2 separate regions of the Homo sapiens genome follow, and region 2 is linked to region 1. A link is a contact called in ENCODE Hi-C or POLR2A ChIA-PET data. All regions are on one chromosome and are shown on one strand. The core of a region is the stretch at or near the end of the contact, and the rest is flanking DNA. Distances in the headings are between cores, read along the strand shown. Region 1 overlaps ENOPH1 (enolase-phosphatase 1). Region 2 overlaps SCD5 (stearoyl-CoA desaturase 5).

Region 1 (2,943 bases), core at 231-2,730:
TCAATCAATAAGTGGTCACTGTCATGTCTAAAACCTATTCTGAATCTTTCCACTTCTATTTCTGCTTTTACCACCCTAAGGCAAGCCACCACCATCCCTTACCTTCATTACTACAACAGCCTTCTCAGACCCAGTAGATTGACTCTCTCAAGTGCCAATTTTACCCCCTAATTGGAGAAGAGATGGAAGTGTTCTGTTTGGAGAGGTTGCAGCAATGGGGCCTGGCATTCCAGAGTCTGGCCAGCGTCGTGGGCATGAGCTACAGTGGCAATGGTAGCAGGCTTCCTGAGCTAACCACTGTGAGGTGTCCTCTAACTCCACAGTCCAGTGGTAGTTGCCCTGACTCTTCTCCCAGTTCTTCCACTGATGTTGTATACACCTAACTCCTTGTGATTTTTGCCTGCAGCACTCAACCCTGATATACTTAACTCACCTTCCTGCATGCAGTCATGCCCACTTATAAACCATTCTCCATTCCATACAGAATTCCTTAAATATGTAAACCACTCAGGTTATCTTCTGCTCAAAGTCCTCCAGGGGCTTTTTACCATACTTAGAATACAATTCAAACTTCTTACTGGAGTACAAAGCACTATCATCTGGCTTCAGCCCACTTCTCTGATGGTATCCAGCCACTGGGCTCTCAATTCCTGAAAAAGGCCAAGCTTTGCCCTAGATCTGTGCTATGCTGTTCCATCTGCATGGAACACCAGTTCTCCTAGTTTCCTACATGTCTTCCATGTCATTTAGATTAGATGTCACCTTCTCATCACCCCTCCTGTAAAGTTATTCTACCCTGTGTTCTCTGCAGAGCGCTTACTAGTATCTAATTTTTTCTTGTCTTAGTCACCATTGTTTCTCTTCTCGAAAAATGTATGCACAATGGGAGTAGAGAGGAACTTTGTCCCCTCATAGCAGATCTGGGATGCAAGGTAAATGCTTAATAAATATTTAAGGAATAAATTTGGGTTGAATTTGTAAGGTAGAAATTTTACTTCTGTCAGTTACTCCAAGTGTTTTAGTAAAAACTCCACGTTATTCTTAAATATTAGGTTGAGGATAATATCACTTTGCCATCTGGGCACAGGTGGTAGGTTAACAAACTTTTGGAATATATTATACTCAACTTTGTACTCGTGGGAATAAAAAAAGCCCTGAAAACAATCCCTTTTTAACACTGCCGCTGGAAAAAGGGGCTAAAAATCACTAATTTTTTATTGAGGAAAAGGAATATTAGATAGTTGGATTTCATTCAGGATTACTGCCATTTTTTCCAAACTACTCCAACTCTTGCAACATCAAGCTTTTGGCTTGTAAGGATAAACAAAATATAGTTTTCTCTCTCTTAGCTCCATCTGCTGTATTTGGCGGGCGACGGGGCGGGGGTTGGGGGAGGGGGGGAGGAGGGGTGGAGCCTCACACTTCATATCAAGTCTGGAGAAACAGCACCATCTGCTGGGGAAAGGCTGCCGTGCATCTGCCCTGGCAATAAGCCAGTGGCTTTCAACCTTTCCTTGTGCAACTACACATTTGACATTCTGCGTAGCAACTAAAACCCGCTTTCCAGACCAAAAAGAAGTCCTGCTACTCCAGAAATGTTGATAAGATTAGAGAATCTTCTGTTAAGGGCTTCTCTTCTAAAAAACCAACCTGGGCTTTGACCCAAGATTAGAAATCAGCGCCACTGTAGGAAAGAGAACAACAGAGGTACATCTGGATTAATAAACAGGAATAAAAAGAGCCACAACTTTAAGACGCTTTTGTCCTCCATATTCTCTGCAAACAAGAGGCTGAGGCCTTTGTCCTCTTTTTGGAAGTTCCAGAGGTTTTTTGCCTTCCTTCCCCTCATAAGGACTATGAATTCATCTGACTTCATCTTCTAGCTCATTATCCACATTAAAAAAAGTTTTTTAATGATGCATAACTGTGCATATTTATGGGGTACACTGTGGTGTTTCAATACATGTATACATTGTGTATCACTGCTTACATTCTTAGATAGGTATTTTTCCTCTCTTGCCAATCTACTTTATCTTTCAAATTCTTCCTACGACCTTTCTCCATCATTTGTGAATGGTTTTCCTAGGATCTAAAAACGATTCCATTCAACTAGTTTTTCCCTTACTTTGCAAAATAAATCTGATACTTCAATTTTCTCTTAATTCCTGAAATCTATTGATTTTCTGTCCTCCTTACTCAGTGTACATGGGTAGTAAAATGCCTCTCCACCTCAATCCTTTGCTGGCTAGATGCTGTGTGCCTTCCTTTTTATTCAATTCCTTTCTAATCTAGATCCTAGTGCCTAATCTTCTCATTTCTTCATTTTCCAACTACTCCTTAAATAACATTAAGATATACCCCTTTCTGCCATCTGCCTATGAGCTTTCCAAAAAAGGTATTAAGTTCATCCTTTTATTACTATTTGTGGTTTTATCATCATTTACAAATTATTCCCATTTCTAAGATGTACCTAAACTCATTTCCTTTCTTTTTTATTCATATATTTTCATAGACCCTAGATTTCTTAATTGGCTACTAGATCAAAATTATCAACATAAAATCTTTTATATCCCCTGTCCTCTCATAGTTCTAAGACTTCTTTTTCCTTATTCAAAGCATTTCTAAAATTGCTCCTCCAGGATTCGTGAGTTTTTCTTGATTAGTTAGGAGAGTAACTCCCTCCTTCAAGCATTACCTTAGAGACCTCAAAGTTAAGATTCTCAAAAATATAAGGAACTCCACTCATATCCTGAATGCTTACTATCCAAATGGAATAGTAACCTTATATGTATACATAACTCAAATAATAACCATGAATTGCCACCGGCACTCCATTAAAACACACACATGATACACGATTAAGATAAGAGCTAAATATTCTTGTTTTTCAGTTTCTCTTTTGCTATGGCGGCATGTGGATAGAGTTCAGGAACCTATATAAAA
Region 2 (2,963 bases), core at 50-2,549, 320 kb before region 1:
GACACTTCCCTCGATCAGTCATGCCCCTTTTTCAGGCAGGCCGGAGACACAGTGCAGTTCTTCATGGGACTAAATTGTCTTTAGGGGCATCCTAGATTTAGTCTTCTCTGTGACCCAAGATAGGAGGGTCCTTTGTAAGTGTTTCTGAGCCACTGACAAATGGGCGGAAAGACAGCCAGGCTCTAGATGTTAAATGCAACTGAGAGGTGGGGAGGACTTAATCCTCACCTGCATCCTGTCAACAGTGGCCACATGACATAGGTGATTTTGCTCACCCACAGGGTGATGAGGTCTGATGACCACCCTCATCTAGGACAGTAATCTGTCTTAGTCTGTTTTGTGCTGCTATGTCAGAATACTGGGTAACTTCAAATGAACAGAAATTCATTTTCCATAATACTGGAAGGTGGGAAGTCCAAGACTGAGGGGCTGGTATTTGGTGAGGGCCTTCTTGTTGCATCATCCTATTATGCAAGGGCAATGAGAGGGTGAGAGAGAGCAAGAGGGAGCCCACCTCATCCTTTTATAGTTAGTCCACTCCTACAGTAATGGCATTAATTCCTTCATAAGGGTAGTGGCCCAGTAACCCAAACACCTCCCATTAGGCCTGCTTCCCAACACTGTGGCACTGGGAATCAAGTTTCCAACACATGAACTTAGGGAGACACATTCAAACCACAGCATAACCCAAGTGGATATTTCCATTCCTTCTGCTGTTGAATCTTTCCCCTCCCTTCTCTTGGAAAGGAGATGTACTTTCCAAGTCCTTTTTTCTTTCTTTCTTTTTTTTTTTGAGACAGAGTCTCACTCTGTCAGCCAGGCTAGAGTGCAGTGGCGTGATCCCAGCTCACTGCAACCTCTGCCTCCCGGGTTCAAGCTATTCTCCTGCCTCAGCCTCCCTAGTAGCTGGGACTACAGGAGCACGCCGCCACGCCTGACTAATTATTTTGTATTTTAGTAGAGATAGGGTTTCACCATGTTGCCCAGGCTGGTCTCGAACTCCTGAGCTCAGGCAATCTGCCTGCCTCGGCCTCCCAAAGTGCTAGGATTACAGGCATGAGCCACCACGCCCGGCCCTCAAGTCCTTTTTTCTTTTAGTGTGAATGATTCTCAAGCCCTAGCTGGTGCTTGTTTATTTTGAGGCTTCTCCAGCCCTCCTCTGGGGGGCCCTGCTGCGTTTCTCTCCCTTTCAATTATGTGAGTGTGAGGAGGCTGGTGGGGGCCTTCTAGACCTAGCCAGGGCCCACCTCTAACTGTTGGTGTCTTCATAGGGAAGAGGAAATACAAAGCACTGTGAAAGCAAAGCCGCCCCTTGGCCCTGTGCCCGGACCTCCCCTGACGCTGTGGAAGCAGCAGGCCCCGGAGAAGCAGCCGTCCAGGCTGGCCCCCTGGGGCCTCCTGGGGTGGCCAGGTGTTTCTTCAGTCTGAAGGTTGAAGGGAGAGATTTTGGACTCAGATAAATTTTTGCTGAATAGCTGAAGTGCTAATTAATCTCCCAAGTCTCCCTTTGGCCAGGGCCATTTCTGGTGGATATTAATTGGGCTTATGAGACAGATGAAGTATTTTAAGGAGCAAAAGAAGTTCTCCAGGCACTGTTGTGATAATGCTGAATGTGCAAATTGGTGTTTTTAGTCTCTGTTCAGATTTGAGAGCAGTGAGGGAGCCCTTTTTGGGATGTGCTTTTCTGCACCTGCTTGGAGACTGGCAGGCTGAGAGATTTAGGTGTCTGATTAAATTCCATTTTCCACACATTTGTGGACATGGGCCTAGTGTGTGCTAAGTGCTAAGAATACACAGGTAAGCAAGCTATCATTCCTACTCACGAGATCTAGAAGGGGAGATGGACCTAGGCCAGTTATAATGCAGTGTGAGGAATGCCAGCAGAGAAGTAGGCCTGGGGTGCAGGTGTGACTAGAGGAGAGTGGTCAAGGACACCTGCATGGTGGGGGTGACACCAAGTTACCTTTGAATAGGTGAATGGGAGTTCTCCAGGCAGAAACACCAGGGAAAATGCATTCCCAACAGCTGTAACAGCACATGCTAGGCATGGAATGTAGAACTGTGCAAGAAAACTGGCTACAGATGTTCCTAAACATTTATGTGCTTTCTGTGCATCAGGCATGGGCCTAAGTGCTTCCTGTATTATAACTCTTTTAATCCACATAGTAACTCTATGAAGTAATTATAGGGCCACAGTATCCTTGCTGTAGTTAGGAACAGCAACAATAACTTTGAGAACAAAAGTTATTTTATAACTAATTTAGAGAGAAAACTTGACCCAGTGAATCCATTTGGTGGCAAAACTGACCTATTTAGTCTGAATAGTCATATTGTGTTTGATGATGGACTCACTGTGGGCATTATTGTAGTGCAAATGCACTATACAAAAATCTGAAAAATTGTGAACCTTGAAGCACATCTGACCCCAAGGTTTTGGGTAAGGAATGACAGCCTCGTCCTGGTGTCATCCACATTTTGCTTTTGAGGAAACAAAGAGACAGGGAGGAGTGATTTGCCCAAGGTCACAGAGCTGTTAAGGGGCCGTCAGGGTTTGCATGAGGTTGTTCTGGTTCCTGAGCCCTGCCTAGCATCCTTAGGCAACACAGTCCTGAAGGTTCTGACTTCCTACAGAGGAGTGATTTGGGCACTCCATGTGTGGGCAGCTCTGGGACAGCATTGCCCACTGATGCATGCCTGGTGGCTGAGCCCTGACAACTTTCAGCAACACAAATTTACTATTTCCTGCAGATTAGAAACCTGACCTAGGTTTCACTGGACTAAAATCAAAGTGTCGACATTCAGGAGGCCCTCGTGGGTAATCTGTTTCCTTGCCTTTTTCACCTGGTAGAGGCTGCATGCTGTCCTTGGCTGATGGGCCCTTCCTCCATCTTCAAAGCCAGCAAGAGCACACTGAGTCCTTCTCACATGACATCACGCTGGCCTCCTCCTCTGCTTCTCTTCCA

Evidence for each region. A loop is a pair of places that touch in the nucleus more often than their neighbours do. ChIA-PET counts read pairs that join two places held with the same protein, here RNA polymerase II (POLR2A). Pooled maps may share reads with other maps.
Region 2: a pooled map shows a loop between it and region 1 (2.2-fold over the local background). The contact joins two enhancer-like sites. A Hi-C loop is called at or near these places in 13 of 168 maps with a recorded cell type or tissue (Caco-2, aorta, ascending aorta and 9 more), 10 of 37 single-sample maps with no recorded cell type and 29 of 50 pooled maps. POLR2A ChIA-PET finds 5 or more read pairs at or near these places in 8 of 52 experiments (A549, AG04449, BJ and 5 more).

The regions. Positions count from the first base shown.
Region 1 is chr4:82,461,093-82,464,035 of GRCh38, reverse strand. It overlaps ENOPH1 (enolase-phosphatase 1), which reads right to left. Exons shown (of 6, transcript NM_021204.5): 6 at 2,859-2,943. Among named protein-coding and RNA genes, the nearest start is that of ENOPH1, 32 kb to the right of the region's middle. Within about 2 kb of position 1,480, at least 3 of the 41 ENCODE cell types and tissues checked have a DNase peak (open chromatin) inside an H3K27ac peak, as active enhancers do; they include dorsolateral prefrontal cortex, where a contact is called at or near this core.
Region 2 is chr4:82,779,246-82,782,208 of GRCh38, reverse strand. The region is part of intron 1 of SCD5 (stearoyl-CoA desaturase 5); the gene reads left to right. Among named protein-coding and RNA genes, the nearest start is that of SCD5, 18 kb to the left of the region's middle. Within about 2 kb of position 1,299, at least 14 of the 41 ENCODE cell types and tissues checked have a DNase peak (open chromatin) inside an H3K27ac peak, as active enhancers do; they include dorsolateral prefrontal cortex, where a contact is called at or near this core.